Regions from separate parts of the Homo sapiens genome. Here region 2 is linked to region 1. Evidence: chromatin contacts called from ENCODE Hi-C or POLR2A ChIA-PET data. All regions are on one chromosome and are shown on one strand. The core of a region is the stretch at or near the end of the contact, and the rest is flanking DNA. Distances in the headings are between cores, read along the strand shown. Region 1 overlaps LPP (LIM domain containing preferred translocation partner in lipoma). Region 2 has its middle 47 kb from the start of TPRG1-AS1.

Region 1 (3,038 bases), core at 388-2,887:
CCAGGCTCAGAGAGTTCACACTAGCATCAAATTAGCACTGGACCTCAGGCCTAGATTGGAAAACCAAAACCAAGATCAAACAAAACACACCAAAAAAAAAAAAAAAAAAAAAAACACCCAAAAAGAAACAAAAAAATCCTAAAATGGTAAATAATAAGTTTGATGAAAACAAAGATACAAATTGCAGCACCAATAGCACATTTCTATATGTTCCCGCCACTTGATATCAAAGCAGCATGTATTATCATGCTGGCAGGAGAATAGAGTGTGCACAGACAAAGGAAAACATTCAGACCAAAGGGGAAGAAAACTTTGTAGGACCAAGTATCAAAGGCTATAGAGTTGGCTGGCTGACTGAAAATTTCCTAATCTAAGTTTTTAAAAGGAAACTTTTGTGGAAGATTTTGGTTTTAATAATGGGATCTTGGTCTTGTTCTTCCCGAAGCAGGCAAAATAAACTTACAATAAAATGGGGATGCTTTAATAGTAATGTGAACAGTGTAATATAAACAGATATATAAAATACACCCTGAAAAATACATATATGAAAACTTATTTCTTTCTTCCAAATGAGGAGAATCAAAACATATAAATAGTTTACGTTAAAAGAATGAACAGTCCTTGCTGGGACATCCTTGAATGGATAGATTCAACATCCTCATAATTGCTCAGGCTCTTGGGGATTAATTTAATTCTTGGTGGTTCGTGGTTGTAGGGAAACTCTAAAGAAAATAAATGAATTTGAGGCTGACTGAGAGTGCAAAGTGGCTGGATTTGTAAGTGAAGACATTTTGCTTAGTGAAATCTTTCGTCAGATACACTGCCAAGGCTCTAACAGCCCTTCAAGAAGAGAGAAGCATGTCCAAACCAGTTTTGCCTGCAGACAGAGGGATGCTAATTGCTTTACTCAGATTCTCTTAAACCTTCTTGCATGCAGAAGCATCAAAATAGCCAAGCTGTATACACCGCCTCTAGGATCCAACGCTCCACCTGCAGAAAGGAATTCAAGTTTCAACTCTGTCTCACTGGCATAGGTTTGCTTTGGTGCCTAATTAGCAACTAAGTTTGATGACAACATAACTGGCTCTAGGGGATTCTTGTTCCTACCAAACAAAACAAAAAACAAATTCCTGAAGCAAGACCTGAAATGTACCATGGGGAATTCAGAATCAGTGATGCAATTCCAAACTGGGGCTGGTCTCCTCTTTATCTCTGCATCAGCAGTTTCCCTGGAGAGCCTGTCTCCCTCAGTGTGGACCAGCTTTGACAAATATTTACTGACAAATGACTATTATTTTAATAATAATCATCATTTGCAATCATTTGCTGACTTACAGCCAACAAACACTGTCATAGATGCTGTCTTACTTGATCGTCACAACTCTGTGAAGCAAGCATGCAGAGCAGGGCTCATTAAGTTATTTAACTGGGTGAAAGTTTGCACTGATGCCAAGTGGTAAAGCTGGGAGCAAACGATCCAGTGTTATCGACTTGCCAGATACATTTTCCTCCAGTCCTTTTGTCATGAAGGAGGCAGACTTGCAACTGTTAGAATGGCACTGGGATGGTTCAGGACCAAGAAAACCAGGAACCCCTCACCAGCCTACCTTGAAATCCCTGGCATGTCCTAGGCTCCCGCTGAAGACCACAGCTGAACTTGACAACATGCAAGCCTCTGTAATACACACATGGTTGCCCTGTGAAATGGAAGTTCCTTGCCACTGAAGATGGTGAAGCAGAACCCTGATAACCACCTACTTGGAAAACTATAAAGGGGACTCTTTTATTGGGTGGGAGGCTTTTCTAAATAGCAGCTGTCTAGAAAACAGTAAAGGGTATTATTGTATTAGGTTTTGATTGTTGGCTAACAATCTCAGTGGCATAAAACAACAAACATTTACTATCTCACAGTTTCTGAGGGCCCAGGCATGACTCTGGCTGGGTCCTCCACTCGGAGTCTTACAGGCTGCAATCAAAGTGTCAGCTGAGTAGCATTCTCATCTGGAGGGTTGGCTGTGGAAGAATCTTTTCCAGGCACATTCAGATTATTGGCGGAATTCATTTCCTTGTGGGTATGTGAGTCAGGATCCTAGCTTTTTGTTGGCTGTCTGCTGGAAGCTGTCCTTAGCTCCTAAAGGTTGCTCACAGCTCCTTGCCTCATGAGCTTCTCTCATATGGTCACTTATTTCCTCAAGCTGTCAAGGAGAGTCTCTCTATCTGCTGAGATGGACTCGTATATCACAACATGTAATCATGGTAAGTTACACCCCAACACCTTTGCCTTCTTCTATTGATTAGAAGCAAGTTACAGATTCACCTGCACTCAAGGAGAGGTATTACACAGAGATGTAAACACCAGGAGGCAGGGGTCATTGGAAGTCACCCTAGAGCCTGTCCTCCACAAGTATCTATGTAGAAAATTTAAGGTCCTATCCAACTTGCTCTTCCAATATCCCAGAATAAATACTACACCTTCCCACCTACTGAAGTCTCATTAAAATCTATGGGACACATATATAGCACATCTTTATGAGATCCTCTGTTAATTGTTCTGAGGGAAGGAGGTGGTATAGCATACTCAGAAAATGGAGGGCTTAGCCCATATGGCAACAGTCATCTTTATGATACATGTTAAGGTACATGTAGGGAGAGAGAGCTGATTGAAAGTCAGAAAACTTGGGTTCTCATCCAGTTCTCCTATAGACTCACTGTGTGATCCTGCACAAGTTATGTCTAAAATATTATAATTTCAAAATTAAGGTAAAGGAAAATCCAAGAGTACTGAGAGATCTCTTTAACCTGGGTGTCCACTCAATCTATGCAGTGTACATGGAACACCGGAAAGAGCCTGGGTGGCCAGGCCTGCAGGGTTATCTCCTTGTCCTCCAGGCTCCCTGCCTTGAAAGTGTATCCTTGTTATATGCTACAGAGGGGGAAGCACCCAGCTAGAGACCAAAAATGTCACTTTAAATTGAGGCAAGTGGGACTGGGCTGAGACCTGGTTGGCTCAGACCAAAAAGGATCAGGACTTTCTAGCA
Region 2 (3,038 bases), core at 161-2,660, 68 kb before region 1:
ACTCAGAGTTATGGAAATGACTCACACCCCGGGAAAAGCGTATCCCACAGTTGAAAGGGGCTTTAATTGATTTTCAGAGGGGTACTGCACCTCCTTGTGAATGCTCTAGCTTCTAACAATAATGGGAGGAAAATCTTTTTGAGAGGGATAGCAGGCTTTCTCTGAAGGTGGCACGGGACAGCTGATCTGTGCTGCCACCAGATTGATTGGGAGAGGCAGAAAGCTGAGGGTGATGACTGTTCAACATATAGCCTAAAGTGGTAGCTAATAGAGACTGAACCTAGGAGTTGGATGGGGCAGGGGCTTATTGGTTTTAGAAGGAGTGGAGAACATACTGGAACTTCATTCAGTCTGAAATGCTTGGATCAGACAATTTTGGTTATCTATCATCTGCCATACATGTGAGAGAAGGGACTTATCTGACCTTCCAGACGCACGTTTAAACAGTATCCTTTGTTTCCACTCTCTGAAGACATTCCCAGAGCTTAGGCTCTGCTTACTTCTTCATTTCCTCTGTGAGAAAAGTCACTACCAATCGTGTCTCCAGTGATCTAGTCTGCATGGAACACGGCTCTGAATCACTTTCCTTTCCTCAAACACCACTTGCTTCCCAAAAGGCAGAGCTAAAAAGAAGAGTCTGCAGGGAGGCAGAAGAGAGTGCTAATAGTCCAAAGGTGTGAGAGCTTGTTTTTGAAGGAACAGAACTCCTGAAGAAAGAGAGAATTTACCAGTCTGAACTGCTTGGCAGGGAATGTCGTGGCGACACTGCAGGTCTCAGGATGGCCGGAAAAATGTTGGCTCCTCAATGAGCAACTTTGGCAAGGTCCCTTCCAACTTGGATTTCAGTATTCTTTATTGCTTTTGTGAACAAAACATAACAACAAAAACAACAAAAATCCAAGCCAAAAGCCATTGCTAAACTTAGGGGTATTCTTGGGAATTTTGGGATTCTCACCCCTTCTATTTTTCTCCATCATAAGTGGTTATGATGTGCAGGAAGTCATTCTGTCCAGACAGCAAACTATAACAACAGCCTGGAACATTTCCATTGTACTGAGTCAAAAAAAAAAAAAAAATGAAAAGTGCCAGAGGAAGTAATATTAGTCAGTATTTAGTCACACTTAAAAACAATGGGATAGCTTAGGTTGGCTTGACATCACACATTTTCATCTGGTTATGGCCAAGATGAAGCCCTTTCAGCTGGCAAATTTTGTCTGGTGTTTGAAAAGATTTGAGTCCCCTCACTTCTCCCCACCCCATTACAATAAATAACAGAAAATAGTTCTTCACAGCCCTGGAGGAAAAAGATCTTGCGTACAAACTAACAAAGATTTGGGAAGGGTAGAAATGGAATGGAAAACATCTCAGAGGCAACGAAGGGCAAGTCCACACTGGTCTGTCTTCATCTCCTCCTGGAGAAGGGTAATTGCCTTGCTCCTGCTCTGCAACCACACCTCTGGGTCTCCATTTTTTACAGGGACAGCTCTAGAAAGAGGCCTCTTAACCCTTACAATCCCACACACAGACACTCATTCCCTCATTCATTCAAGTCTCCACTTGATATGCATTTATTCAAGGTCTGTTCTATACCTGGCACCATGCATATGGGAATAAGTAAAACCCAATTTGCGACCTTTAGGGCTTTAGTCTAGATGGAATTTTGACCAGAGGAAAAGGAAATTTTAGTTTCACATGACTATCCTAGTGTATGTGTGTTTCAAGTTGCATAGGCACACTTACGAGAGGCAAACACCTTCCTGGAGGCCAAAGAAAGGAGATTTCCTGGAGGCGGTAACCTGAGGGCTGGGTCTTGGAGTGCGGAATTGTTAAAGATAAACAAAGGCAGACGTGTTAAAGTGGTGAAAATAAATCTTGCACAGTAAGCGCTGACAGTAGGGAAAAAAAGCTCAGCTCTGTTCCCAATTGTGTGGAGGTAACTGGGTGTTTTAGAAGGAGAATGAAGGAGTAGGGACAGGGAGTGAGCTCAAGCAGTCAGGAAAGTGAACAGTTACAAAAAGTGGGTTGGAGGGCAGGTCAGTGTAAATGTGATGAAGCCAGCCGTGTCTGCTTTTTAGGAGTCTATTCTCCCATGGAGATTTAGAGACCAAGGCCCTATCCTTCCTGATGATTACCTTTCAAAGGAATGGCTTTGCTTTCAGGTCCTTGAGAAAGACACTCCTGGGTTGTAGGAGACACATACACATACATCTCAAAGTAACAGAGGAAAGATTTACAATTGCAAGCTCCTTAAAGTAAATTCTCTAAGAAAGAGGGAGACGGCGACCTCTCCTCAAGTCTCAGCTAGAAGATACAGTAAATTCTTTTTACAACTACTAAGTTTTTCAGACAGCAACTAAAAGATGGGCTAGGTCTTCCCAGAGATGCAGCCTTGGGTTGCCAGAAGCTATGCTAGGGTTGGTCAAGTCTTTTCCAGCAGGGGTTCAGGATGGAGGCATTATGTGCCGAGAGTTCTTTTATAATTCTCAGAAAGGAAGGGGAAGGAGCAGTCTACCCAGAGATGTGAGATCTGTTGGAGAAGGGTATGTACTTTAATGGCAGGTGTGTTGGGGAGAAGTGGGAATAGATAAGATAACCTGAAGACTTCAAAGTTTTGCTGAGGAATTTTGATCATGTCTTAGGGGTGAAGGAGAGACAGTAAATAGGATCAGGGGATCAGGGGGACAGTGGGGTCCAATTTGTGGCTTGGAAATGCCAGGCTGCCTGCAGTGGTGGATGGCTTAGAGATGGTGATGAGGGGGTAAGGACAGAACTGAGACTGGGATATAAGTGAGGACTCTGGAAGGGTTTCCTAGAGAAACAGAAGCCTGGACTAGGGTGTTATGGACCAAGCCCAAGTGAGGGAGAGAGCCATATTAAGGGGAAGGAAAGAATAGGGCGTGGGAATGAGAAAGAGGGATCTAGGATAAAATTGAGATTTGGGCGCTGGGTGACCCAACAGACATGCAGACTTTGTTGACATGACTACCTTGTCTTTGCTTTTTTTCTTCCTTTTCTTCCTCCTGTTTACTGTGCTCATC

Evidence for each region. A loop is a pair of places that touch in the nucleus more often than their neighbours do. ChIA-PET counts read pairs that join two places held with the same protein, here RNA polymerase II (POLR2A). Pooled maps may share reads with other maps.
Region 2: a loop to region 1 is called in a map of mesothelial cell of epicardium, with 6 times the contacts of the local background. The contact joins two enhancer-like sites. A Hi-C loop is called at or near these places in 6 of 168 maps with a recorded cell type or tissue (CD14-positive monocyte, Caco-2, mammary epithelial cell and 2 more) and 4 of 50 pooled maps. POLR2A ChIA-PET finds 5 or more read pairs at or near these places in 1 of 52 experiments (MCF 10A).

The regions. Positions count from the first base shown.
Region 1 is chr3:188,831,401-188,834,438 of GRCh38, reverse strand. All of the region lies in intron 9 of LPP (LIM domain containing preferred translocation partner in lipoma), which reads right to left. Among named protein-coding and RNA genes, the nearest start is that of TPRG1-AS1, 110 kb to the left of the region's middle. Within about 2 kb of position 1,637, at least 3 of the 41 ENCODE cell types and tissues checked have a DNase peak (open chromatin) inside an H3K27ac peak, as active enhancers do; they include CD14-positive monocyte, where a contact is called at or near this core.
Region 2 is chr3:188,898,868-188,901,905 of GRCh38, reverse strand. No RefSeq gene overlaps it. Among named protein-coding and RNA genes, the nearest start is that of TPRG1-AS1, 47 kb to the left of the region's middle. RefSeq lists an enhancer at 436-1,635. Within about 2 kb of position 1,410, at least 7 of the 41 ENCODE cell types and tissues checked have a DNase peak (open chromatin) inside an H3K27ac peak, as active enhancers do; they include CD14-positive monocyte, where a contact is called at or near this core.